Linked DNA regions of Homo sapiens: regions 1, 2, 3, 4, 5 and 7 are each linked to region 6. The links are chromatin loops, found by intact Hi-C in ENCODE. Cell type or tissue: OCI-LY7. All regions are shown on one strand. Region 1 overlaps PCDH9 (protocadherin 9). Region 2 has its middle 210 kb from the start of LINC01052. Region 3 overlaps PCDH9 (protocadherin 9). Region 4 has its middle 7.9 kb from the start of PCDH9. Region 5 overlaps PCDH9 (protocadherin 9). Region 6 overlaps PCDH9 (protocadherin 9). Region 7 overlaps PCDH9 (protocadherin 9).

The links. A loop is a pair of places that touch in the nucleus more often than their neighbours do. Peaks named below come from ENCODE experiments on the same cell type or tissue, not always from the same donor. Only the 100,000 strongest peaks of a DNase experiment are listed, where the experiment ranks them.
Region 1: a loop joins it to region 6, with 6 times the contacts of the local background. A loop is called at or near these places in 3 of 110 quality-filtered maps.
Region 2: a loop joins it to region 6, with 6 times the contacts of the local background. A loop is called at or near these places in 6 of 110 quality-filtered maps.
Region 3: it touches region 6 in a loop (7-fold over the local background); 8 of 110 quality-filtered maps call a loop at or near these places.
Region 4: it touches region 6 in a loop (9-fold over the local background); 36 of 110 quality-filtered maps call a loop at or near these places.
Region 5: it touches region 6 in a loop (6-fold over the local background); 7 of 110 quality-filtered maps call a loop at or near these places.
Region 7: a loop joins it to region 6, with 10 times the contacts of the local background. A loop is called at or near these places in 37 of 110 quality-filtered maps.

Annotation. Positions count from the first base shown.
Region 1 is chr13:66,490,778-66,494,777 of GRCh38, reverse strand. All of the region lies in intron 4 of PCDH9 (protocadherin 9), which reads left to right. Among named protein-coding and RNA genes, the nearest start is that of PCDH9-AS1, 190 kb to the right of the region's middle. In OCI-LY7, a CTCF peak has its summit at 2,081 (motif pointing left); a DNase peak (open chromatin) is centred at 2,097; H3K4me3 peaks cover 803 bases; H3K27ac peaks cover 1,386 bases.
Region 2 is chr13:65,655,402-65,659,401 of GRCh38, reverse strand. No RefSeq gene overlaps it. Among named protein-coding and RNA genes, the nearest start is that of LINC01052, 210 kb to the left of the region's middle. In OCI-LY7, CTCF peaks have their summits at 2,285 and 2,487; no DNase peak of the experiment used is centred here.
Region 3 is chr13:66,616,726-66,620,725 of GRCh38, reverse strand. All of the region lies in intron 4 of PCDH9 (protocadherin 9), which reads left to right. The region is part of intron 2 of LOC105370247 (a long non-coding RNA gene); the gene reads right to left. Among named protein-coding and RNA genes, the nearest start is that of PCDH9-AS2, 210 kb to the left of the region's middle. In OCI-LY7, CTCF peaks have their summits at 1,607 and 1,811; a DNase peak (open chromatin) is centred at 1,835.
Region 4 is chr13:67,236,210-67,240,209 of GRCh38, reverse strand. No RefSeq gene overlaps it. Among named protein-coding and RNA genes, the nearest start is that of PCDH9, 7.9 kb to the right of the region's middle. In OCI-LY7, a CTCF peak has its summit at 1,733 (motif pointing right); a DNase peak (open chromatin) is centred at 1,729.
Region 5 is chr13:66,992,723-66,996,722 of GRCh38, reverse strand. All of the region lies in intron 2 of PCDH9 (protocadherin 9), which reads left to right. PCDH9-AS4 (PCDH9 antisense RNA 4) reads right to left here. Exons shown (of 3, transcript NR_046637.1): 2 at 442-501. Among named protein-coding and RNA genes, the nearest start is that of PCDH9-AS4, 3.8 kb to the right of the region's middle. In OCI-LY7, CTCF peaks have their summits at 2,121 and 2,321; DNase peaks (open chromatin) are centred at 572, 1,282, 2,002 and 2,332; H3K4me3 peaks cover 3,084 bases; H3K27ac peaks cover 4,000 bases.
Region 6 is chr13:66,687,821-66,691,820 of GRCh38, reverse strand. The region is part of intron 3 of PCDH9 (protocadherin 9); the gene reads left to right. Among named protein-coding and RNA genes, the nearest start is that of PCDH9-AS2, 140 kb to the left of the region's middle. In OCI-LY7, CTCF peaks have their summits at 1,986 (motif pointing left) and 2,607 (motif pointing right); DNase peaks (open chromatin) are centred at 2,000 and 2,570; H3K27ac peaks cover 811 bases.
Region 7 is chr13:67,222,264-67,226,263 of GRCh38, reverse strand. PCDH9 (protocadherin 9) reads left to right here. Exons shown (of 5, transcript NM_203487.3): 2 at 1-859. Among named protein-coding and RNA genes, the nearest start is that of PCDH9, 6.1 kb to the left of the region's middle. In OCI-LY7, CTCF peaks have their summits at 1,626 and 1,826 (motif pointing right); a DNase peak (open chromatin) is centred at 1,873; H3K4me3 peaks cover 3,497 bases; H3K27ac peaks cover 2,912 bases.

The DNA of each region.
Region 1 (4,000 bases), 200 kb after region 6:
AACAATTTTTAATGTAATGGATATTTTGATGAAACCAGGTCAGTTATCTTGTGAAATATCCCACAAACTGGATATGCTTTAAATTTATCTATATTATAAAGATTTTTAAAATGTACATACCTTAAAGGGTGTGTACCCCAGAGTTTCTGGTTTCTGGTCTAATTGTTGGCAGTAGAATGGTGGGGGTATGGAGAGAGTGAGAGACAGAGAGAGAGAGTCACAAGCACACATTTAAATTAACTTAGGTAAGTCTGATGTGCAGTCAGGATATATTTATCTCCTCAAACTCATGGCAAATTTCAGACAGCTATTTCAATCATTTAATGATTTATTTACAAAATCAAAAGCTACCTCCATTAGATTTGCATTTCATTGTTTGTCAGGCTTGGTGATTTGTTGTCCGTGTAAACCTTGTCTATTCCTACTATTTCATGCTGTGGTAGAATGTTTCAGTATCTTGTCAATGATTAGCAGTTAATAAAATATCATGTCCTGAAATCTGAGAGCTTACTGTTTTCTGAAGTTTTGCCATCTTAAAAGCATAGAAAATCCTTTTGATAGAAATTCTTTACATCGAAAATTCTTTTGATAAGTAACTTTGTTGACCTTATTCTTTAGCCAACCAGATTCCTTTTCTACTCAGGTTCTACATCTCTGCATTCTCATAGAGTGAAAATTTACATTTTGTTTTCTTTCAACTATTACAATTTATTTCCCCATTGATAAATTAACATAAAGTTATTTTTAATTCATAAGTCTTAAAAATGTAACTGAACCAGTTATTCAACATAATCATGGTTTAATATTGCTATTGTTATCATTAGTGAAACATCATATTGTCATAATTATTTTATTATTATATTGAAAATGTTATTAAACCTTTTTAGTATTGCAGTCATTATTAAATATATATGTGGCATCATAGGCCTTGAGCATTGATTAAATGGTTTATTCACCCATAGTGTGACTCTATGAAAAACAAAAGTATTGACAAAGTGAGCTGTTTCTATAAATCAGTTAATCCTTCAAACTTTGATTATATCAGTGCCTAACACAGTGTAAGAAATTAATTAATAATTGTTGAATGAATGAGTACATAGTTTCCATGATAACACAATGTTTTAAATGTATGCTGTAGTAACTTCCTTGGTTATGGCAGCTCCTTGGTAACTACTTATGATGTTCAGTTATTTGCATTTATTCTGCTTTTTGTTGACCAATCACATTTCATGGTTTAAAATAATTTTTATGGTAGCCAATTAAATTACCGTGGTTGCATGAGATATAAGTGAATAATTTCAAAAATATGAAACCATTTGGATTATTATTAACTCAAGTATGTCAAATAACATATAGATATGTGCTAAGTTTACTAATACAACTGTTATTGTAATAAAAGAATTTATTAAGAATAGAACCTTGCGAACAATCTGCAGTTGCTTTGAAAGTTTAAGTTAGGAACATAATTTGTTCCTTTGTCTCATAAAAGAAGAGACTTGCTGGCTAGTATTCAAATGCCACAAAAACACATTTGCCACACTGACATAAAATATAGATGAACTTTTCCTCCAAATAACAAATGTGAGATTTACTTCAAGTCTGCAAAAAGATGTAAATGTAAGAATTCCTATTATCTGATTTTCTTCTGAATATTTTGCATTCCTTTGAAATATGCTCTAATAAGCTTATAGTCACATAGGAAACATGTTTATTATTATTTTATTTCTTTATTCTGTAGTATTCTAGTCTAGATCGCAGTTTAGGGTCTTCCCACAGGTGGTGAGAACTCACTCAGGATATTTTTAATGAGACAGGATAGTCACCTCATTAATAAAATATTCAGAAGGACAAAGTCCCAGGATCGCACTTAGCTCCAGCTTGCTCACCTTTTCTTTGTAACAATGTATCTAATTTGTTGTATTAATTTGTGTATATTTCATGTATTCGCCAGAGAAATTCATTTAATTTGATCCTGACCTTATTATTCAAAGCTTAAATGTGAAACATAACCTTTTCTCCTCAAGTGGTGTCACAAAAGGTTGCATCTTAGTCATGCAGCTGATCAATGGCTGTCATGCAAAATGAGGCTTCCACCATCTCTGAGTGGCACCTGGTGGTTATTTATAGCATGACCAGCAAAGCCATCTATCTTTTCTGACAGCTCACACTGTTACTAACCCAGCATCATGTTTTTCTCTAATGCCACTTGCAAAACATCCACCCATGTATTCATCATTCCTTTATTGAACCCATTTTAAAACATATATATATCATTATATATAAATATAAAAATCATTATATATATTTGTTTATATTTATATATATTTATTATATATAAATATAAACATTAACTAGGTTACATATATGTGTGTGTGTGTACCTATTTAATGCTAAGGATAGAATGACCAACATTCAGAAAGCTTTAATATATATTGATTGGAGAAAAAGTTGAATGATACTGAGATTTCTGTCTATGTAAGACAAGGCTGGTAGACTCAGGAACCTTATTATCTCATGTTATATAACCATGAAAGTAAATAGCAACAGCTAATCTTTTAAACTTTGATTGTGTCAATCACAACAAATCACAACAACTATAAATATAAATCATGAAAAAGTAGTATCACAACAGAAGACAAACAGCAAGTATCTTTTCTGTGACATTTCTCTTTAAGATCTCTTTTAAGGGAGTTTATTCCTCAGAAACCCGAGCACAAATCTTCTCCCTCATTTCATTGATCCAAATTGAGTCATACATACCCATTTGAGAACCAAACTTTGTGGCCAGGGGAATGCCATGCACATATGGCTTAGGTCTAGGTGACCTGAATCAATTTCATTGATGCAAAGTTTAGAGAATAGGAGATGGGGCCTACCAGTATCACAGTCCCGCGATGTGGAATCAGCTTAACCCAAAGTACCTGCACTAGGTGTGACTAATAGAACATATGTCTAAAGGAAAGAGGAAGAGAGAAATGGACCATGACAAGTAATCAATGATTGTTTAATAAAAACCTGCATTAAAAACTTACCTTTCTATGAGAAAAACACATATGCTATGTTAAGCTTAACTGAGAAAGTGATAATATAACAAAAGGAATAAAGGAATTGCATTTACATGATACAGTGTACAAGTTCAACTCTCAAAATAGTTAAGTATTACCCAAACAATTCAAATCAATGCCAGCTACTTTGTGGAAAGTATACGAACTAAAGAGAAGATAATCAGCTTTTCAAGTGTTGTACTTGGAAACCAACAAGTCACTTAACGCTCTAATATGGGATATTTACATTCCTCGCTGATCACAGTACTGTAGTTCCTCACTACATATTCACTGAGCACAGTCTCTCTCTCTCATACACACACACACACACACACACACACACACACAATATCTCCTGCCCTCACCCAACACACACACCATTTCCTTGGCCAAAATCTGTTCCGTTCTAGGTGGCAAAATTTACGAGAGAATTTCAGCGAAAACCAGGCTCTTATTAAATTTTCCTATTGTGCTTTAAGCCAAGTGATCCTTAACCACTGTTTAAAAAAGAACAACTATGGACTTATCAAACACAATCCATATATCTGAATCCTATCCAAGTGTGCTTTCATTTAAAGAGGGGAGGCAAAAGAAGTGCCTATTTTGTAAGAGGCAGTGAAAGAGTTTACTGAAGTTTAGCATTAGTTTAAAACAGATGTTCAGGAGAAACTAAGAAGCTAAGAAGCCAGTAAATAATGTATATATCAATCAAAGTGAGAGTATATCTCATTTCTATAAACTGAGGATTTAATTAGCTAAAAGAATTGGTAGACTAACTTAAGACAAGCTGTCATTCTCAACAGCATAGCCTGAAGCAGGGACAGATATGCTGGGCAAAGAAATGTCACAAAAAGTTCTAACTAAGGAAATACATTTATCCAGATTTAACTTTTACCTATGAGAAAAAAGGCTTACTTAGAACACGTTCTGAGATTTTAATTGTTTAGCTTTGCTCA
Region 2 (4,000 bases), 1.0 Mb after region 6:
GTTAAGAGATTGGGACCTCTCTTAAGAGAAGGGTGAGTTTGGCCATAAAGGTATAGCACAAGAGATCCCTGAGGTAATGGAACAGTCCTTTATCTTCAATTGTGGTGGTGAATGCATACATCTATGCATGTAAAAAGTTGCATTGCACTACCTATGCATAGTAATATATGTAAAAACTGATTAAATGTAAATAAGCTCTGTGGAACCAATATCAATTCTCTTGTTTTGGCATTATCTGTAATTATTCAATGTGGTACCACTGCGGGACACTGGGTGAAGGGTAGAAAACGCCTCCCTGTACATTTTTAAAACTTCCTATGAACCTATAATTATTTCAAAAGAAAAATTTAATAATGCAAGAATAAGTGTGCAGGATCTACTTAGTTTTTATCCTCTAAAAATGTTAATCTAGGCAGTGAGAAATTTGGTAAGACCAGATATTATAAAAAAACATAAAAATAGTAGGATAAGAGTATTATGAGAAAATTTAGCATAATGTATTCAATTAAAATTGAATAGGGCTTAAACTTAATGAAAAAATAAAGCAAACGTTTAGTAGTAATTGTCTGCTATACTATACTTTAAGATTGATACTCAACATAATATGTTTTGAATCCACCATCTACACCACAGTGTACTTACCTTCTTGACAACCCTTATTTTTTACCAGATATATTCTCCAATAAAGATGAGCAGATGAGTCTCAGTGTCTGGGAAAAGGGAATATGGTTTCAAATAAACAATAGCACAGGCAAGAAAGAGATAATGACTAAAGAAACAGCCAACATTTGAAGAGGAAATATAATGCCCTTAAGTTTATGTAGGAAAAGGAAAGAAGCAAGGAGTGAGAATAGAGACAAAAGGTCAGTAAAAATTATGTTGGTTCTCTTCACTGTAGTATCATAATTCAGATTAAAGGGCAATTGGATCACTCATTAGGTTTGGGAAACTTCTCATGCAATGTAGCTTTCCTCATGTTTCTCAAGATGTAGTTTGGAAAGTTCCTTGTGCCCACATTACTCATGGCATCTGAACTACAGGGTATCCCATGCCTTGGATTAGAAGTAGATGAGAAATTATAATTGGAAAGAAAGAATTAAGAGCACCGTCACAGAGACAGGTTTTCTCAGTTCTGCAAGGACAGCAACATGCTAACAAAATGGGTAGGTCCTAATAGGCCTGTCATTAAGATCAGAAAGTAGTACAGGAAGAACACGAGAAAGGAAGCTGTGTACAGTCCATGACCCTCCAGAGAAGAAATTTTGCTGGAAATCCGTGTTGACTGGTAGAGACCAGTTGAACCTGAGTAAGTAAGAGCTCAATCAGAAGAGATTAAACATCAGTCCTAACATCAGGACTCAAGGATGACTCAAAAGCATCCATTTTCGTCTGAACTGTGTCTTGCCAGAATTCATATATTGAACCTCTAACAGCTAATTTAACTGCATATGGAGATAGAACCTTTAAGGAGGTTAAATGAGGTCATGTGAGTGGGATCCTAATCCCACAGGATGGGTGTCTTTATAAGACATGGATGAGACTCCAGAGAGCTCTCTGTGTCATCAGAGAAAAAGGCCACAGAGGGACACAATGAGAAGATATCTACAAGCCAAAAAGTGTGGTCTCCCTAGAAACCAATCCTGGCAATACTTTGATCTTGGATTTCTAGCCTTCGGAAAAGTGGAAAAATTAATATCTGTTGCTTCAGGCATCCAGTCTGTGGTATTTTGTATGGCAGCCCTGGTAAACTAATACACCAACCTCTAAAAATCTTTCTAAATTTTCTTTGCACCATATTTTGGAAATTTTCTTATTAGATAATGAAAGAAAATTTAATGACATTATAAATGATATATAAAATATGTAAGGGAAAAAGTTTGATAGGCATAACTCTGCATATAAACTTTGAATTGATTAGTTTATTTACACAAATCTGATTTAAACCAAAAGGGACTCCTTTTGTTTAAAAAAATGTTATTTTTAATTCGAACATTAGTTTTCCTTAAGAAATGAGTGTAAGTGATGTTAATAGCAATATTAAGATGAGCTCTAGATAAGATCTAAATAGATATTTGGCATAACTCAGTTGTAGTTTAGCAATTTAAACCATATCACCCAGTTTTTAACATCTGCAAGAAAAAAAAGTTATCCCAAAAGGATAAAAATATGCATGTGCCGTAGATTTATTAAAATAATAGTAATTATTTGCCATAAAAATTTATTATAGACTTTCTATAATTTTGGGATTGTGATATCTTATACTTTAGTATAAGCTTATGAATATATACTTCCTCTTAATCTTGTACCTTTATTGAGTTTGATATCTTTATAAATCCTTTATGTTAAATTTATAGTGTGATACTAAATTTCAGATTAATGTAATGGGTCTCAACATTTTCAGTCATTCTTATCAACAAGAAATAGGTTATAAATATTATCACATAGTAAATGGAATGGTGTTCTCTAGCACCATCTAGCTTACTTTTTGAGCAATTCACAGCAACAAAATTTAACAATTGGATAACAATTTTAGATAGTATAACTATGAAGGTCAATGAAGATAGGTCAAAATGATTAACAGTATTAATGCCATTTAAAAAATTACTACATGCACACTGTTGCTTTCTCATAGCATTAAGGGATTTGTCCTCTACTGCTGTCACTGCGTCTTAAAAAAATCATTTTCTATCTGCTAATTGCCAGAAATACTTCATTTAAAACTGTAGGAAGATCCACTTAATTGCCCTGAGTTGCGGATAAGCTTTAGAACTAATGTGTTTTTATATCAATAAAGATTGAGAGCACTATATAAAATAACTCATAATGTTCATCATCTTTATATCATGAAATACATGTCATTGGCATTGCCCTGATAGAAAAAGCTAAGCCATATAGAGAGCAGAGAATTCAAACTTACACTTAGTTTATGAAGACAGGTAGTCATAGGAAAATCACATCCAATGTTTGCCAAGTATCTTCTAGAAGAACGTATTTGAATTAATTTCTGTTTGTGATACACTAGCATATTTACTAGTAGTTTGCATTTAGGTGACATAATTTAAATTTATCAATTCTGATTGTGGGTGGCCACTTTTCATTTTATTCTACAATACCTTCACGTTGCTATTTAATCTCTAGTTGTTTCTAGCCCTGCAAATCTATTTAGGAAAAAACATAGAACTCTGATAAATGCAAAATATGTGCTAGTACAATGTATAAGAACACTTGATGAATGTTAGCCAGAAGAAAATATTAAAGCAAAAGGGATTTTGAAACCAACTTTGGTTGTAAGAAGCTAATAATATGGATATTCAAGCAAATATTTAAATATTTTGATACATTGTATTTATGAGAATGTAATTTGGCTACCTTATTTTCAGTGAATGCAATAAAGTATGTTTAAAATAATTCATCAGTACTAGAAGTTGTAAAATATTGTTAAATGAGTACATTTTTCCAATATTCTTTAAAAAAGAATCTCTTCCAGATATGGTTGGCTTGAGTTGAAACTTAAAGTGAAATTTAATGGAATTAGTCTGGTTACTCCAATTATATAAAATTCTAAAATATTAGAATAATTAATATTCAATCTTATCAATTCATTTGCTTATTAAACAAGTAATTACTTAATGAATATTATTTACCAGTCACTGTTTTACATGGCCAGGATTCATTTGTACTTAATGCAATTAAAGCACTTGATGTGGTGCTCTTAAAGAGCTTATATGTTAATATGGAGATACAGACAAATTATATATGTATACAGGTGCATGTGTATGTGTGTCATATGCGAGATAGCACTAAGCACTATGTAGGGAATTAAGTGACGTGGTAGTGATTTTCTTTTGAGATAGTGATTTTTAAAATTTCTTTAGATTGCATAGGCAGAAAGATGACATTTAAACAGAAATTTGAAATCATAGAAAAAGGAAGAGGTATATTCCAGGAAATCAGAATACCTATTTTGCAGACTCTTAAGTTCCTAAGAGTTTGTCATATT
Region 3 (4,000 bases), 71 kb after region 6:
TATAAACCATAAAAAAAGACAAAAAAAAAAGGAACACTGATTTTTGTAGGAGAGAAAGTACTAGATACCAATAAAATTAGTGTGTTAGAATAAATACTAGTAAGCATACAAAGAGTGGGTTTTAGCATAGAATAAGCCTTGGATAAAGAATCAATAAAGATTCTATAGATAAAGTGATACTTTAAACAAGTGACATGGGATGAATAGATCTTACTGAAGTAAAGTCTGTGTGTGTATGTGTGTGTGTGTTTGTATGCAATGTAGCCTTCTTTGTCCTATAAAAAGTCATGGCCAGTAGGGCATAGAAGTTAAAATCTCAGTTTCTTTAGAGCATATCCATGTAAAATTAGTGTCAACATGGTCTTTAAGTCTCAGATACTTAACCACCAAAATGAGCCTACTAATATCTGAAAATATTCTTATAAAAATTAAAGGGCCTGAAACACAGTAGATGCTCAATAAATGATAAACTGTTCAAGTAAGTGACGGTAAATGAATTGTCACTTACTTGAACAGAATAAATGGATTGAGACATAGGTTGGGCCCAGATTTTGAATTTTGGAAAGTCTAGGATAAATTTCATTTGGATATAGGAGATGAAAGGAAAAATTGAGAGTATTTCTTTGATTTGCAAGATTTATGGAAAATTGCATAATTAAAAAAGAGAATATAAAATAAAATCAGATTAGGAATTAACTCTTTTTATTTTAATTTTAAAGTCTGAGCTGCTGGGCAAGATTATTTGGAACTAGAAATGTGATTGAAAATTGGAAATTGAAAACTGACAACATAGAAAGTGAATAAAATTCTAAGTATGATAATTAGAGGAGACAGAAGTAGGTTAAGAAAGAAATCACTGCAACCTTATATTTAGGCCAGGCAGAGGTGGGGGCAGGATGGGAGCAAAGATCAAAAAATTAAGAATGTACAGCCAGAAAATTATTTGAAAGTTCCAGGGATATTTGAGCTCTACACATAGTTAATGGTGGATTTTTTGGAAGTAATGTAGAAATGCGATTAAGAACACAGACTATGGAGTCAGATTAACCTAGGTCCTAATTCATTGACCTCAGAGCCACAGGTTTGCTAGCATATAATGCAGGCTTAATTTACAAAATTACTACATTTAATTATCATTATTCTTATCAATAGGTACTGAAAAGTTGTAGAAGCAGCAAAACATGTATCTTAATTATTTAGCAAAGTTTCAAGCTTAAAAAATGACCATGGTGAATTTTGAACTATAAAATCAGTGTTACACACTTAAAAAATAAATAAAATTCTAGAAAATTGTTAGTTTCAAATTCTAAAAGTTTTATTTTAAAAATTATTTTTAAGTAATTTTTTCTTTGTATTTACCATGCCTGATGGGGCTCCAAAACACCCATTTTCTAAAGACTAATAAAATTAATAGTAAAACATGTTTTTGCTACAGTGTGTTCATTGTTTTTCTTAAAAGCAGTTATGCTCACTTTATGATTTTAAAGGAATTCTTCAATATTAACTTTTCACCGTACACTTTAATGTTTTACTACCATTTTATTTTAAAAGGGGGTACCACAGGATAATCTTCTATAATATTACTTAATGTAGTTAAGCTATTGATATAAAACAAGCAAGGACATAGCTTTGTCTGCTAGAAGCTGTCAATCTCAAATGTGACTTTATTTCTAAAAAAAGAATTATCTTTGAATATTGTTTACTATAAAAATTTTAAAGTTAGTAATATTTTATCATGTTTAAGCTTCTTTAAGGAATCATAAATGTAGTATGTTTAGTGTGGTGGAAAAATCTATAGTAACATTTATGCCTCCTAGTGTAAAGTAAGGGTAATGTCAACTTTCCCTGGTGTACTGCATGGAATCTCATTTCCATAGCTGCTGTCATGTGATCCATTCTTCCAAGAAGTAATAAAGAGAAATGGCATTTACTTAACCCTGGATATGTAATCTTCCCTATGGGGGAAAAGTATTATTTGTATATCCGTGTTTATAGTAATTTGAGAGTGGTAAAAATGATAGATAAATAGATATGTAAATCAGTAGCTATATCTAAAAATGAAGAAACTTGCTGATATCAGTAACTCTTAGAAGTATAAAATTAACTTTTTAAATACCTCAAAATAAAGTTATATTACAGAAAATAAAATTACTAATTATAAAGAATATATTCTCATAATATCAAATTAATATCTTTATCTTTAGATACATACAAACATACATATGCACCTTAATAAATACATAAAATTATCTAGAGTTTCAAAACAATTTGAAATTTTTTAAGAAACCATAGTAATTTGTCTAAACTCCCCCAAATTTACCTTAATGCTATTTTAACATGTATTTCTGCCAGTGATTGAGAATTACGCATATTAGTGTGGCTGACAAATACATGAGTGCTCGGATTTTAATAACACTAAAGTTAGGCTGCCAGATGAGATACAGAATGTCCAGTTATTGCAGGACTTTTCCTTACTTCAGCTAAAGATGAGGTTCTTTGTCCCACCGCCACAAAACTTCAGGCTCGCAGACAATTTGAATGTTGAGTCAGACAGGGTTTTATTGGGTGAAAAGGAAAATAAAGGGGGGAAACAGGGACTCTCACTAGGCCAGAGTAGCTTGCTAGAGTGTTTCCCACTCAGCCATTCCAATCCCAGTTTCCACCCAGGAAGAGGAGGGGCCAGGCTCCTCTCTGCTACAAACATGAACTTCCCGAGGCTCCAACTCAGTGCGCAGGCTGGCTAGAGTTTCCCCAGGGACCCCCTCCCACCTGACTGTCTCCTTCCTCCCTCTAAAGAAGTACATCTAACTGCAGTTAAGGACGAAGAACTGCTTCCTGCTGACAGGGGACGCCGTTTTGTGGAAACGGCAGTCTGAGGTCCCTCAGGGGCTTATCTAAGGGTTCCCGGCAGATGGGGCCATCATCAGAGGCTCCAATTGCATGACTGTTTGGAGTTTGATGGCCTGAAGGCAAGAACAGACAAACCGGGTTATTAGAAAAAAAGTATCAAAACAAAACAAGGGGAGGGGTAAGGACAGATCAAAAATTCCGAGGCCTTTTACCAGTTTGCACAGGGAGAGGAAAGCCAAAAGCCTGACTGGTTAAAAAAACTTTACTGTTTTGCCGGCATGTTGGGCTTCTGGGTTCCCTTCACCTGAGCCCAATCCTAAGTCAACCAGTTTAAGGTTTGGGAAATTAACTCTTTCCAGTTTGGAGGATGCATCTGAGGGGAGTGTCCTGTAGTACAGAGACACAATTACTTACTAGTGAAGAGAGAACTAAAGAGAAGAAAGGAAAAAGAAAGCATTTTTAAAGGAGTCCCAAGGGTTTAGGATGCATTCGGAAGAGGTACAGACGGAAGATGATGGCTACCCATCTAGAAAGAGAGTAGCAGGCATCCGTGGTTCTCTTCTCTTCCTACCAGATACCGGGGTATGTGAGGGAGACAGGGAAGAGTGCCCTCTTTCCATCTTCCATCCTTGCATTCCCAAGTTCTGACGACCTTGGCAGGTGCCACCATGAGTGCAAAAGTGGCTTGCACCCATGAATCAGGGGGCGCCTAGAGAAAAGGAACAGAATTATCTGCTCTCACCTATATCTCCTTCCCACCTACTGTCAGTAGCCTTGGAGTTCCCTAGACCTCATTTATGCCATGGATATTAACGTGGCCTTTATCCATGAAACAGGAAGCTTGGGGTTGGCTTAATCAGCAGGAATCAGCCACATTCACCTGTGCTGTGCCTTTTAACCTCTGCTACCATGTGGCTCTGGATTCCTTAGATGCAGTTTTCCTTCCTAGGGCTTTGACCTGAAGCTTGGAATTGAGGCTGGGACAAAAATGTGTCTTGGGGGATTGTACGGACTCCTTATCATAAGCTGAATGCTAAGGTGAAACTGCGGAACTCAGCCCTCCTCAAACAAGGGAGAGGAAAGGATTTCTTGTGACACACTCAGATAATTGGTGGCTATAGTTATGCTTGGTAAGATTTGGGTGCATGGT
Region 4 (4,000 bases), 550 kb before region 6:
ACCGTGTTAGCCAGGATACTCTCGATCTCCTGACCTCGTGATCCGCCTGCCTCGGCCTCCCAAAGTGCTGGGATTATAGGCCTGAACCACGGCGCCTGGCCTATACTTTACTTTCAAATGTTGGAGCAAATATGTGAAAGAGGAACCAAAGAAATTGGACAAAATATTTAAAATTGTTGAATCTATAGAGAAGATTTTACTATTTCTCTACACATGAAAGTTTTCTTAGTAAAAAAGCAAGCAAGGATCAAATTTAAGAAGTTTTCAGAGATGTTTAAAAATTTTACATTTTCTACTCCTCTTATATCCTATTTTCTTCCATATATATTTTCCACAGTGATCATACATGTATATTATATATATGTATGATAAAAATAATACAAAACTATGTCTCTAATAAAGCAGAAGTTATTATAGGCATGTTCATTGATAATGATTTAATTCATTCCTTTCTCCTCAGTAATCATGTACAATTGAAACACCAGATTCAATACGATGATGACTATACTAGTCAAAATTCCATCACTATCATCAACTCTGTAATTCTTACATAAATGTGAAATTATAATCAAATAAAATTGTGTCAGATTCTTATGGATATTCATTGTAATTAAAACATCAAATTATGAGAAGAAAAATTACTTTAACTTGTCAGAGATTTCACCCTTAAATAGGCATCTCCACAGCTTTATAGGAAATTGACAGAATTACATTTTAATGCTACATATCCGTCTTATTTGAATTGATTTGAAATTTACACTATACTTTTTCTTTCTAAGCACAGAATTAAATTTGTAATCTCTAGCTCTTTAAGTGCAGGGCTACCATAAAAAGATACTAAAACTAAAATAAAATCCTAGTCATCTAAAAAAACTCAAATACACATAACATTTGTTACAATTCATAAGAAGTAGACTGTTTCACAAATTCCACTAGTTATCTGAAATTTAGGGAGCATGTAAAAATAAATTTGATTAGGCAACATTTTATAATTTTTTACTATAAATGTGTCTAATATTCACTTAAAAATAGATACTACTGGTCCCTGGAAAATTTGTCATAGAAAAAAATATGTTTTTTCCTGTTCACTGATTTTTGACAATGGAAACTGTATATGTGCTAGTATTTCTATTTAAACAGGAAACAAACACAGCAAGGTACCTCTCTTTTAACACCTTTGTAGGTCCTGAGTAACCCCACAGAGGCCCAGCCACCACCTTGGAAATCAGCACATTATGTAAGTTAATGTAACAGGACTGAAAAATATTCACATTGAAAGAGGAAAGATAGGAAGAAATAATAAGAATAGTACAGGTAATTTAGTTGCTTTCATGAAAGAAATATTTATTATTATATATATATAAACATGATTGTATTTCTGGTTTTTCTAGCTATTGACTCTTATTTATATCTCACAAGAATATGACTATATATCTTATTTGATAGTTTGTTTATAATATCAAAATTAGATTACTGACAAGTATAACAACATCATGATTAATAAAAAAATTTCAAATAATTTTTTGACAATGTATTAGTATTGATACTCTAAATCATAGTAAATAATTCCTTAATGAATTACTGTTGCAGTTAAGCTAATTTCTTGAAATATATAATTTTGTCAGATTTGAGAAATCTATTAAAAAAACAAAACTACAGTACAGGCCTGTACATTTCCCACTTTTAGGTATTTTTGTTTTGCTCTGCATTACAATAAAAGTCCTCTAGATGGCAGTGTTTACCATACTTAGAATTATTTTGGCACTAACTCTTAAAATGACACTCAATAGAGCTAAATACTATATAGTTAAAAACTAATTTTTCTTGTATTCAATATTTCTTTAGGATTCTTGTTTTTCTCTGAATGCATATTTAACCTAATTCAACAAGTTTTTGCTCATTTTTAGGTTGTTATTGCAATTTAATTTGCTAGTTTTCAGGAGCAATTAAGTTTACCCAAAATCTTTAAAATATAATATACATGTGCTCTGTATTCTTTGGAGGAATTAAAGTAAGTTACTGAGACTGTGGTAACCAGAATAAAAGACATCTTAGCAACTAACCACATAAATTACATTTTTTTCAAGCTTGTTTATAACTACAGATTTGAAGGACATTATAGGTGCTTTATTAGAACCAAGCGAGATTTTCACCTTCTATTTGAAGTAATCGTAGTTTTAATCTTCTCAGCTGATGAATATTCCAAATGAGCCACAGGTGTATAACAGAATATAGAGCAATCATATTTTGTCAGAAAATTTGTGGGTGGGTGAAGTTATTTTTAACTACTAAATTGTAGAAATGATAAAGGTATAATATACATTTGAGTTTTATACTGAATATACTGCATGTTATCATAAAACATAAAAGTGCTAATATACACATTGATGAATCTTATCTTTTCTGAAAATAAGACTGGACAGAAATGATCAAGTTCAGGACAAATTGTTGATTTGCAGTTTCCCTGTGCCTTCCATAAAGATAAAACATTTGTCACTAAGGGCTGGAAAAGAGATTTATTTCTTCAATTTTTAAGTTGGACATTGGAAAAATAAATTGTAACATATTTTGTACAGACATATTGCTCTAGGTCTGTAGAAATAAACTCCAGGGATATTTTAATTTTTGATTTGGCAATTTAGGGACTTGATATAAATTTGCTTAAATAAGTAATATATATATTTGTGTATATATATGGTATATCTATATATGGTATATATGTAGTATATATATATGGCATATCTATATATAGTGTACATATATATGGTGTGTGTATATATATATAGGGTGTGTGTGTGTGTGTGTGTGTGTGTGTGTGTATATATATATAGATATATATAGATTCCAAAGAAGGAAAAACTCTCATGAGCTTTGGAGATGACCCAAATGTGTCCACCATGTATTCTATTACCTCCTGTTGACACTTTCCAACCCCGTCTGACCTGGTACCCCACATTGCTCAGCAAGTGCCCTAAGGCTTATTGGTCTGTTCTATGTAATTTGCCTTCCTCTGAAGAGTACCAGGCTCCAAAGAGACCTCTTCGTCATTCCTAGTTCAAAGTAAAACTAAAATTTAGCTCTAGATGTCTAATCTCTGAGAGAAAGAGACAACCTAAATTAAATTAATATGCGGATGATAAATACATTCCTTGACCCTCTGAGCAGTACTAGCATCAAAAGAATGCTTGGTAACAAAACTAACCTTTGTATGATAAAATGGTAGGGGTGATTCTTTCTCTAACCTTCTGCTTTTGCTTCCCACTCTCACCCTTTAGCCATGATACTTTGTATTTAACATGCCTTTTAGGTCCTTGCTACTTTATCTGTGGTCCACAGATCAATACCATTAGTATCCCCTGGGAACTTTTTAGAAATATAGGACCTTAGCTCCCATTGAAGAGCTAATATAACAGAACTTACATTTTAATTTAACAAGATCTCTGGGCTATTTTACTCACATTAAAGTTTGAGAAACATGGAATCAGGTTCAGTAAATACCCTAGAATGTTATTTAAATCAAGAAGTCAACTTTAGCATAATGTCATTCTTATAATAATAAACCCAATAAACAATCTGAACCAATATAAAGATTAAAAATAACTAGATTGGTAGTACATTTATGTAATCAAGAACTTACTTGCTAGTGAGCATTCAAACTATTAAGATTAATGTAACAAGCAAAATATTTAAAATCTAAAACATAAAAGAGATATTGTGATGGGTATTCACAAAGTAGAAAATATTTCCAAGGTAGTAAGATTTTTTTTAATATAGCACATATCTTTAATTTTTATTTTTTTAATATAGTAGGTTGTTTAAAATAGGTTTGAATGAGCTGATTAATATATTTTTTAACAATGAATTTCTCCCTTACATGCTTTGCAATTATTTTATGTAATTCTCACTTCTACCTTTTTCAACGAATTGTGGTATTTACCTGAAGTTTCACCTGGTCTTTAGAATCTACTTATCTGTTATACTGAAAAGTTGGCCTCATCCC
Region 5 (4,000 bases), 300 kb before region 6:
GATTTCATAATACTATCAGTTTACTTGTACATTTATTCAGTAAACATTTTTGTGTGCTTACTGTATGTCAGTTTGGTACTAGGCACTGAGCATACACATAAACTTAATTTATAATGTTGATGCTATTTCCTTTCTTGAAACACTCTCACACTAGCAATGCTTATTAAAATTCTTCACATATCAAATTACTTATTCTTTAACAATTAAATTTATTTAGTTTAAAAGTTGAAAGAATGTAGTAGAATCTTTTTTCAAATATCTCTTTCTCTGTGAGGCCTACCTCACCCACCCTAATTAAAACTATAATCACTCATTCCCAGCATGAAGAACTCAGAATCCCAACTATCCTGTGCTTTTTCTTTTTTTTTTAAACACTAATGTTCTAACATGTCATATAACATATTTATTACTGTGTATTGAATATTACTTGTCTGTACTCACTAGAATACAAGCTTCACAAGGGCAGAGAGTGGTGACTATTCACCAATGTACTCCAACTACCTGGAAAAATAGTAACATTCAATAAAATGTCCCGCTGGTAAGATATTCTCTTAATGAAACCTCTTCTGAGAACCCAAGCTTCAGTTTACATAGCACTTTCCTTGTGCCTCTCAGATAAGACAGAACATTTTCCTTTACTGTATCTTCCCATTAAATACAAAGCTCTGCAAGACTAGACAGTGTTGTTCACATATTTGTATCTTCTGGAGAGTTTAGCCCATCAGCCGAATTAATTGCAAATAATTATTGAAAAAAAATAAATGAAGTTAATACAATAATTCATAGTATACAGAGAAAATAATCTGTATCATTTTTCAAATATTGTGACCCAGTTGGGTCTAAGTAAATTATTGTTTTCTTCATTTAGGTTCTTTTAGTTTGAATTCAGTATATCAGAGGATTTTTAGACAGCAGTAATGCAGATGATATGTTCTCTCTGAACTGCTCGAGTATATTTGATATACATAATTTTTCAATCTTTTTATAGAATGAGATTGAGGTTTGCCTGAAAGAAGAAAAGCTCAAGAAGCAGTAGTCTTTGCTACAGGAAGACACACTATAACAGATGTTCTTTTCTTTTTTTATAGTCACAGAAAACCATCTTAACTTTGTGAAATTAAAGGGTAGAACTGACACAAACATGGAACAATTCTAACTTCCTAACCCAACCTCAAAACTTAGGGTTTGAAAATTGGTTACAGCTGTTCCTTTCTGTTTCTTAGGGTTTTGTTGTTGTTACTGTTGTTTTTTTCCCTTAGTGGTGGACACTTTTATGCACCAGCACTCAAGCAGAGTCTCTCACTGCAGGTGCATTTACCATTTGGGGACCGTGCTGCCCTTGTTTTGTTAGCCTCAGCATTTTTAAAAACCTCACTTCGCCCGTGGTGCTTGTGAATATATCACTGTCCACCTCTTTTGCCTTTTGTATTTACCGTGTCTTATGCTTCAGCCTTTCCGATGCCCTTGAGAAGCCATAACCATGCTTTACATTTGAAAGAGTGCCAGCTCATTTAATCAGGCTGAGTTTGAGAGGCATGGATGAATTTATTCTATCTAACATTTAATAAAAAATAATTTAAAAATGTGACTTATGCCATGACATGCTTAGCATTACCCTTCCGGGTTTAAATTTGAGAGCTGTCAGCACCCTCCGTGGTCTGGAAACTGACATGTTATCAATCAAGTGCGTGGGTGACAAGGCCGCTGATGTCCTCCCAAGGCTCTTGTTTAATAATTAATTTTTCATTGCAGGCATGTTCCGTAAATGGATTACAAAACTTAAGCCCGTTTAAAAGGTTTTAGAAATTCATTATTAGTTTTAAAAGATGAATGCACAAATTAACTATCCATGATAGATGAGGCATACCAAATATAGCCAGGTCCTATGTGGTTTTGGCTTATATTTATATATAGCGTAGAGTAGGGTAAAAAGTCAGTACAGTTTTATAGAGAATGTCACTGAAGCACCGAGGAAGTGATTCTTTCAAAGGAGACTCAAAAAAGGAGATCAGATGACAAAATTGTGCTTTGAACATTTTCATCTTTTCTGTTGCTCTCAGAAGTCCCCAGCCATCTAGCCTCTGGACAGGCTCAGCTCTATTTCTGGAGTCAGTACCTCAGCTTGTTTTTACCACAGAATAATATTATGATTTAGAATGAAAGAATTCTTATCAGTTATCACATCTTAATTTCCTTAATTCAACGTCAGTGCCAGTTTTTAAGCTGTTATCTTTCAGCTCCAAACCCACCAGCTTTGTGATTCCCCGGGCTAGTCTCAGCGCTCTGCATATCCGCTTTGCCATCTGGCTTCTTAATAAGTTTGGCCAGTAGGGCACGCTAGAGGGAGACCGAATGGCGGGGTGAGGGGAGCTACTGCGTCCGGCTTTGCAGGCCGTTCCTTTCAGGGTTGCCGCAGCAATGGCACTTCATCCTGGCAGCAGCCATTTGCTGGTTGCAGTGCCAGTTTCTTGGTTTCTTTTTTGCATTCCTGGAATCAGTTTCATCACTCTCTCTTGGAGTTACCAAGAGTCGCCAGTCAGTTTCCTCTCCGTGGAAGGCTGAGTCCCAATTCCATAGGGCTCTGTGCCAGACTTTTAGTCTCTGATAACTCCGAAATCCTTCCTTCTGTTTCCTAAGCTCTACAGGTATTCTAGTTTTTCTCGCAATTTTTCATTACTAGGCTACATCAGTGTCCTTTTTCTTTCTTTCTTTTTCTCACTTTTTATTTGTACCTTTAGTCCTCCAACAATTAACAATTCCCCATGTTAAATTCTCTCTGTTTAAACAACTAACGGGCTCTCTGTATTCCAACTAGATCTCGGCTGATGCAAATGCCGTAGACAATCAATCGATCAATCAATCAGCAAATCCAATTTCCCTCTAGCCACTAAAGGGACTTAATATAATTGAATGATTATAGAATTCTGATCCCATTTATCTCAAGCCATTGAAAATATTTTTCGTGTGATTATAAGATACGTAATTTTAAAAAATGATTTTCTAAATCAGGATTCTTACCAGATTATTTCACAGCTTATTCACTCATTGATTGCTTTCCTCCCACCCTTGTTAGCTTTTGTATGCCTGTCCTGCATTTTAAACCAAGGTATGAGGAGGATAAAGTAAATAGTAAATGGTATGATAGTGGCCAAAACTTTGAATCTTTTTCCCTATTCATCATCTTTGTGCAAGTTGGTAGGGAGGTCCACTAATTCAGCCTCCCCATTCCCTGTCCCTTCAAAGTAAATCAGAAGCTTCAGGTAAAAAGCAGAGAAGCTACCCAAGTTCTTTTCATTTATTTTATCATCATACTAATAATTTTGCTTTCTGAAATGATTACTCTTACAAGCAGCAAATATATTTTTTAGGAAGTTAGAATTATTGATGTCACGTTTTCATATTCAGTATCCCAAGTAAATATCAGGTAAATTCAGGAAAATAAATACAACCATTTTCTTGGTTAATTGTTTTTAAATTTAATATATGTTCATTTATTCTTTTAAATATATATTTCATAAATGGTGACTATGTATTCCATGACATAAAAACTAAGTATTTTTAGTGGGAAATTCTTTGTGGAATCACTGAAATGATAACTAGTGTTAGCAATACTTCTGTTTCATGAGACGAGTCACTTTATGAAGATTGCAAATTATTTTTTGTCCCCTCTAGAGTTCATTTCATGGGAAATTTAAATTTTATTGTCTTAACTTTAATGTTAAACATTTCCTTCACATATGGTATGGCCAGACATGTTTTCTTCTTTGCTGCTATTTTACATTTTAGATGTAGTCCATTCAGGATCTTTTTTTTTTTTTTTAGGAGTCAGAGCTTGAAGTGACGCAACACTTTCACTCTTTATCTCTGATTTACATGCTAATAAAGACAACTGATAGACAATATGATATACTTTGGCCCTAGAAGATCCTTAATGAGGAAATTCTGTGGCCTGTTTTCTCTTCTGTGCTATTTTTTGTCTTCTAAGGCAGGCATTTTTATC
Region 6 (4,000 bases):
AATATGAAATTTGTAAACACAATGTAATATTTTTGGTATTCAATACAGTTTTACAAATATAAGGCATGTATTCTTTATCTTGTTCTTGTTTTCTTCTAAAGAGCTCAATTTCAATAGGTAAAAAATACGTGGGTTCATTTTCTCAATGGTGATTATAATGATTAAGTTTATTTTTCTTCTGAGATATCAGGACAGGTATTATAATAATTTTCAGAGGCAAAGGCATCTATGTTTATTTTTTTTCTATTGCTTATCACATTAAAAGTTAAAATAATAGTAAAAAAATCAAGTATTTTTAAATTTAACTGTGTCCAATCTTACATCATTGAAACAAAAGACAGTAGATATTTTGACAATACATTGGACTAGATGTTGTTTATTAGCATACTTTAAGTACTCCATAACAAAAGAAATTCAGTATTCTGCTATTCTAACTATGTCAATGGAAGTACATAGCACTTTAAAATGATTTATGTTTATGTTGGCCGGGTGCGGTGGCTCATGACTGTAATTTCAGCACTTTGGGAGTTCAAGGCAGGAGGATCACTTGAGGTCAGGAATTCGAGACCAGCCTGACCAACATGGTGAAACACCATTTCTACTAAAAAATACAAAAATTAGCTAGGCATGGTGGCAGGAGCCTGTAATTCCAGCTGCTTGGGAGGCTGAGTGGGAGGATCGCTTGAACCTGGGTGGCAGAGGTTTCAGTGAGTCAAGATGGTGCCACTGCACTCTGGCCAGTGCTACAGGGTGAGACTCCATCTCAAAATAAATAAAATAAATAAATAAATAAAATTTACAAAATAAAATGATTTACGTTTAGGTAAAATACATTATTTAAAACTTAAGGGGATATTAACATAATTTAAAACTTTAGTGCAATATGTCTCAGGCTTACGCTGGTGACACTGCTGGCAGTTCATGAGATGTGGTTGAGGACAGAGGTCTTGCTTGCATTCTAGCATGTAGTTAGATTATTCACAGGGACTCTTTAATTCCATTCTCAGTAGAGACTAATATATATTTCACCTAGAAATATGTTTTCCTGTGGAAAGAATTCAGGGAATAAAACCAGGAAACTTATTTCTGACCCTGATTTTGACATCTATCCTCTGGACTACTTTGCCAACTCAGGTTCCACTTCTGTAAAATGATGATTTCCTTTGGTGATCTTAAAACTTCAGTTTAAGTGACTTTTAAAATTGCCTTTTCTGACATACCACGTGTGCTATGGTTAGAGCCTTTCCCTCTGTTTTCATAGCCTTTTTTTATTCTGTACTAAACCTTGTAGTGTGTCTGTTACACACCTTCACTGTAAGCTTCTTGAGAGCAGAAGATGGCTTATGATTCTTTAACCCTAATATCAAGCAAATGTAACCTTTTGTATAGGTTACATTTGTATTTGTTTGAAGAACAATTGAATCATCACTGAAGTCTTCAGACTTAAAATCTATCAATCCTTGTCAGGATTACCTCGAAGTTTTTTTCTAACTTTAAAATTAGACAATTCTATATTTGCCTATATCATACTTAGATTTTCTTAAGGAACTTATGTCACCTACCTGCTATATCGTGATGATGAACTATTTAAATGCAAAAAAAACTGCATTACTCCATCAAAAAAGTATTGTTTAAATACTAGAAGTTAAATAACTTAGTGCACTGTGTTTATTTAGAAGAGAATAATACATAATGCTTATTTCTGTGCAGTTGTTTCTTATTGCATGGTTTATTTATGTGCACTTTTACTGGCATATGTCTTTGCTTTTATTTATGTAGGTTTAATGTGGTCCAATTCTGTAACTAAGATAATGCTCATCAAATTTAGTAGCTGTATTTAATTTTCAAAGGATAGATTTCTTTTAATTGAAAAGATAATACTTAGGATATATCTCGAGGCATAGTCTTTAAAAAATAAAAAAGAAGACAAGAAACATTCAATAAAACTCAAGTCTGTGCCCTGCTTTTTCTCAAGTGGATAGTACTGTTTTGTCAACAGCTCCATCTGCAGACCAGGGACAGCTCGTGAATCTTGCTTAGTGATCAGATTATAAAGAATGAGCCCTCAGCCTGCGGTTGTCTATTAAAATTTGATTTGAAAGTCAACACCCGAAGATACCTTTTTGAGGTTAATTTTTTAGCAATGTCAGGTTTTATATGATTTCTGAGAGGATAGCTGTAGGCTCTGTCAATGGAAATTCATTGGGAGAGAGGGAGGAAAGGAAAAGAAGGCAATAACTATTGCTGAAGGCCTGCAATCAAGCATAATAAACTCTTCAGTCAGCTATTTAAATAAGTACACAGCAAATTAATTTTTTTCCTGAAAAAAATTGATTTATCTGAACATTTCCCCCATGAAGGCAGTTTCTAAGCTGTCATGTACTCCACGCTTTTTCCCTAGTGATGTGAGTGAGAACAGTTCCGTTTCCACCGCCAACGCTGTAATTTTAGTAGTTTAAATAATATGGGCTGCTAGCAGTAGTATTGTCAGCAGTGATTCCACATTAAAGGAGGTGAATGGAGGGACAACTTTAGCCATGCCTGAATGTATTCTGTATTGGGGGTCTCTAGTTTTGGAACACTAGAGGGCTGTATAAGTCTTTTTTAAATAGCCTGTAATGGTGCTAAATTCCCTGAGAAATGGGGTTCATCTTATACATTAAAATTAAGGCTCAATATTTGAAAATGAAAGCAGAATTTATAAGGATAGCATATATTAGTGGCTAGATACATACATTTGTGTTTCCTTGATATGGCATATATTACTGCATAATTTCTGTGCTTGATAACACCTGTGTATTGAATCTATTGGTCTTCAATGCAACATTACCTTATTTTTAAAATGACCATAGATTTTTCCTACACAGCTACCATAGGTAATATATTTTCCTACATAATTAGTAAGTTTCTAAGAGCACATTAATGATTTCATATAAAAAATTTGCATGTGGTTACAATGAATGTCTTGCTATGTATGCCATATATATAACAACAGGGGTGTTCGGAAGGGAAATGAGGTAATAGTTCAAAAAGATGCTTTGAAAATATGCAAGTGCTATATAAATGTAAGGTGGCTATAATTATTGTTATTAATCAATAAGTTTCTATAATTTGATGACTTTCAGACAGTGGTTTCTGTAATAATAGCAAACTGAATTAGATTAGATAAAGTTGCACTATTGGTGAAGTATTTGATACAAAACCACATCACAAAGGAAGGTAACTCTCCCATACTCTTTTTGGCTTCAATACTTACATCTATTAATATCAACTTTTAGTTATAAGCTAACATGAGCTTTCCACTTCTACTTTCAGGCATAATATATATTAACACTTTGTGCATATCTCTCCTTAATTAAGTTTTCTTTAAAAATTAGAAAAACACTTTTCTGTAAGATGCCTAACCACATATCCCTTCCGTGGTTTCTATTCATCAGGAAGAGCTGAAGAATACTGAGACAGCTCAGTCTGCATAAACAAAAAATAAATAGGACACAAGTTCTAAATAGTTTGTTTAATTATTACAAAGCTAGGAATACATCAATGAGGAGGATCAAAGGTATAGGAATGAAGGCAGTTGCTTAAGGCATTAGTGACAGAAGATGATTAGATGAAATCCATTGAGTCAATAGTATAAAGGGAGTGCACAAATAGTTGTAAAAGAAGACAGAATGAAAGTGTCTTAAATGAAAGAAACATTAAATGAAGAAAATAGTGTATAGAAGAGGAAGTGTTAGAAAAGCCCGCATAAGCAAGATGGGCTTTGGAAGAGGCTTGCGATTTGGGTAATATTGAAAAGTACAGACAAAAAACCATTAAGGAGAAAGGAAAGCATAGGGAAAGTTTCCAAGGCAGAAAAGAACAATACTTAATTTCACACCATAAACTTTGAAGTCAAAAGAAAAACTTTTGAATTTCATCCTCTAAGAACTATCATAGAAGTAATGAGCAACAGGAACATCAAGATCTCTTGAAGAGGGTAATCTTACAGTACAAAATG
Region 7 (4,000 bases), 530 kb before region 6:
CCGGATTGATCCAGTAACAGGTAACATTACTCTGGAAGAAAAACCAGCACCTACTGATGTGGGATTGCATCGTTTGGTGGTCAACATAAGTGACCTGGGGTACCCTAAGTCTTTGCACACGCTTGTGCTTGTATTCCTTTATGTTAACGACACTGCTGGAAATGCCTCCTATATCTATGACTTGATCCGCAGGACTATGGAGACCCCGTTGGACAGGAACATAGGGGATAGTAGCCAACCCTATCAAAATGAGGACTATCTAACCATCATGATTGCCATCATCGCCGGTGCCATGGTGGTCATTGTTGTGATCTTCGTCACCGTTCTGGTGCGCTGTCGCCATGCATCAAGGTTCAAAGCAGCTCAGAGGAGCAAGCAAGGTGCCGAATGGATGTCCCCAAACCAGGAGAACAAGCAAAACAAGAAAAAGAAAAGAAAGAAAAGGAAGTCTCCCAAAAGCTCTCTTTTGAACTTTGTTACTATCGAAGAGTCCAAACCCGATGATGCAGTTCATGAACCTATCAATGGGACAATAAGCCTGCCGGCTGAACTGGAGGAGCAAAGTATAGGAAGATTTGACTGGGGCCCGGCACCTCCAACAACATTCAAGCCTAACAGTCCTGACCTGGCCAAGCACTACAAATCTGCTTCTCCACAGCCTGCTTTTCATCTCAAACCAGACACTCCAGTTTCCGTGAAAAAGCACCACGTGATTCAGGAACTCCCTTTGGACAACACCTTTGTTGGGGGTTGTGACACCCTTTCTAAACGCTCTTCCACTAGTTCAGATCACTTCAGTGCCTCAGAGTGCAGTTCCCAAGGAGGCTTCAAGACAAAGGGCCCCTTACACACCAGACAGGTAAACGAGCACTTTTACTGGTCTATAAGTACTGCATACAAGTGCCCAGTCAACCAGTATTAACGTGCCAGTATGTCTATTGTTTTGGTCTAACTTTAGCTTAGTTAGAAAGAGGTAAAAAAAAACTTGACCCCTTTTCTATTCCTCTGGGGCTCAGTCAAGAATTTTTAGAACAGCTTTGAAATTTCTGAGTTCTGAGAATATTTTCTCCTTTCAGTTTCCTTCAAATGGCAAAAGATGAAAAGAGAAAATTATTCCAAAATGTCCCAAGATAATGTTTGCTGAAGAAGAAAAAACCTGTCCTGATATGCCAAATTCTGCTCCTGGGGGTTTCCAAATTGACTGCTTCAAGACTTTCACCTTACCTTTTGATCTAAAAAGTCACCTTCAAATCTCAAGTTTTCAATGACTTTTGAAGGTGTGACTGCAATTATGTTGCAGCTATGGTTGCTAAAGGGGTTAATTTTTTTTTTAGTCTCTAAACAGGATAGTAGAATATTAAATGTACATCAGCTGTGAAGCACATGATCGTTGATAGATTGCAACTAAGCCATATAGGAAGTCTTCTCTTTGATTTCAAATTATTTTATTGTAATATATTAAATTCGGTACTTAATAGAAAGATTTTTAGTGTCCGCAGTGGCCAAATACTCTTTCAAAAAAAAAAAAAAAAAGAATGCTTGCTGCCTAATATAACTGATTTAAAAAGAAAAGAATGAATCCATTGTAAATATTCTCTCATCTTAGTAATGCATAAGTGATCTGTCATAACTCATTTTAAACTGTGAAATATGCCATATGAAGAGGGATTAAGAGGCTGAGAAACTCATATTTCAACCAAATCCAGAATTAGTTTTTCTTAGGTCTAATAATTCCTTGTTAATAAAGATTTAAATGCAGCGCTGTCTAATTTATTTCACTGGTGCTTGTCTGTTGCCACAAAATTTGAATATCGATAATAGCCTGTAGATGGCACTAGGGTATCATGTCGCTTGTGCTGGCCAGGTGCCAATCCCGCAGTAGCAAGGAGAAGGGGGAGGGAAGGATCAAGCTGGTAGTACAGCCAAAGATACCTTTTATTTAATGATAGTTGCTCTGGAGCAACTAGCATTTAAGTTCATTCGCTTGCTCTTTTGTGATTAGCTCTCAGCACACCAACTTTCTAGGATTTCGTAATGCTAGTTCTGTCTTTGTCGATATGGAGTTCACCTATGGTGATGGCCCATCTGTACTTGTTTATAAATAAGGAACACATAGATTTTAGAAAATCAAGTAAAGCAAAATTAGTTTGCAGAACAGTATCAACAGTTATCATTGATTAGTCTTTGGAGAATCAAGAGTTTTTATTTTCTGAGGGTGGGGTGAAGTAGGATGTTTTATTGAAACAGTTTCCCCCTTACCAACTATCATTTATTGCTCTGGAAGGACTTAAGGCTTCATGGTAATAAAATATTTATAAGAGTAATTTTGACAATGAGTCATACAGATACTCCCAGAACATCAAGTATAATACATATTACCATACAACTAAAATCTCCATTCTTAAAGTAAAATATTAAACAGTAGAGCGTTTTAAAAGTACAAATATTTACAGCTTAAATACACAGGAAGAAAGGACTTTAATCAGTATAGAATTTTAAAGGAGACTATGAGATTATTACATATAAGTCAAAGTTAGAACGACTTAATTTTTGTGTTAACTTTGTTAGTATTTGAAAAGAGGTTGATGTTTTAAAATTTAAAAAATGTTCAGTCTTAGTAAAGGTTTTTAAAAGTTAAATAGTTAACTATGATAAGAAAAGTAATTTATGAAACTAAATGAGTTTGATTAAAAAGTTGCTCTTAATGAACAGAAAGAAAATTTTTTAAATTATTTACTTCTGTTATGGTTACTCACAATACACATGGTATTTTATGATATGCATAATTATGTTGAGAAACTAATATGACTTAAACTTTTTCATGTAAAATCTGACATTTTCTTTCCAAAGAAATGTACTGATATACTTCCAGCATCATCTTTTTTTCTGTCTATACGTGGTGATATTAGCATTGATGTATAGATCCACTTTTTCTGACCTCCCCAAAAGTTGAACCTATATATAGTGTAGTGACATAAATGTTAAGTGCATTTCAGCAAAGTATGCAAGAGATCTTTTCTTGAGGCTTAGTCAGTCATAAAAGTCTTTGTATGATGTAATCTTTCAAATAGGATACTGAGTAATTCTCTAACTGGAACTAAAGTGCGTTTTAGAAATTTCTTGTGACCATGTGTCACTTTGCAGTTCTCCTATGGGTATTCCAATGTTCATATGGAACTAGGTAATTCACTCTTATGATAAAGAGCTATTAAAATGGCTTTGCTTACACCTTTTAAAAGTTTTCATGCTGAAAAAGAAATAGTGTGATGTTGGAGAAAAGAGATAGAAGTCGGTGGAGAAGTGGTAGTGATATACAAAGTAATATGTACATTTTTTTGGATAAAAGAAGCATATTTCCTATGAATGAACGACATCAAATATATACTACTCTTTAAAAATTTGTTTTCACTGAACTGTATGATTGCTATCTGCAGATGTTCTAGTTAAGCTAAAAAGTAAAAACTTTTTTAACTAGTGGCTTTTATATAAAATGTGCTCCTGAAGCTACACAATTTTGAAAGAGTAACATTTCTTGCTACAAAAACTTTCAAAGGAATTTATTTAAAAAAATACAATCTGTGAAGATTTTAGTTGTGTGACGACTATTGCTCACACCATCTTTTCATTTTATGCTATTAATTGATATGTGGGTAAAATGCAAGATTCTTGGTTAAAAGCTTACCAAACTTAAATTTCACTCATTTATACTGTATGTATAACGAAAACATAACGTCTGATGTTTTCATCATGAATTTGTTTGTGGTACATCAATTCCTATATTGTCTGATATTTTTCCCCTTGCTGTTTTCCCTTGTGTTAACCTGCAAAGAACATAGGAAACACTGTAAATCATATTCCTCATTCACTCTATTTTATAAAGCTTTCATGTGTCACTAAATTTTTCACAGATTATTTCTTACAAATTTTTGGAAGTGCGATTAGCCTTTATAGGTTAAGAATTTACTTTTTTTTTTTTGGCAAAAGGTCATGTCTCGGTAAT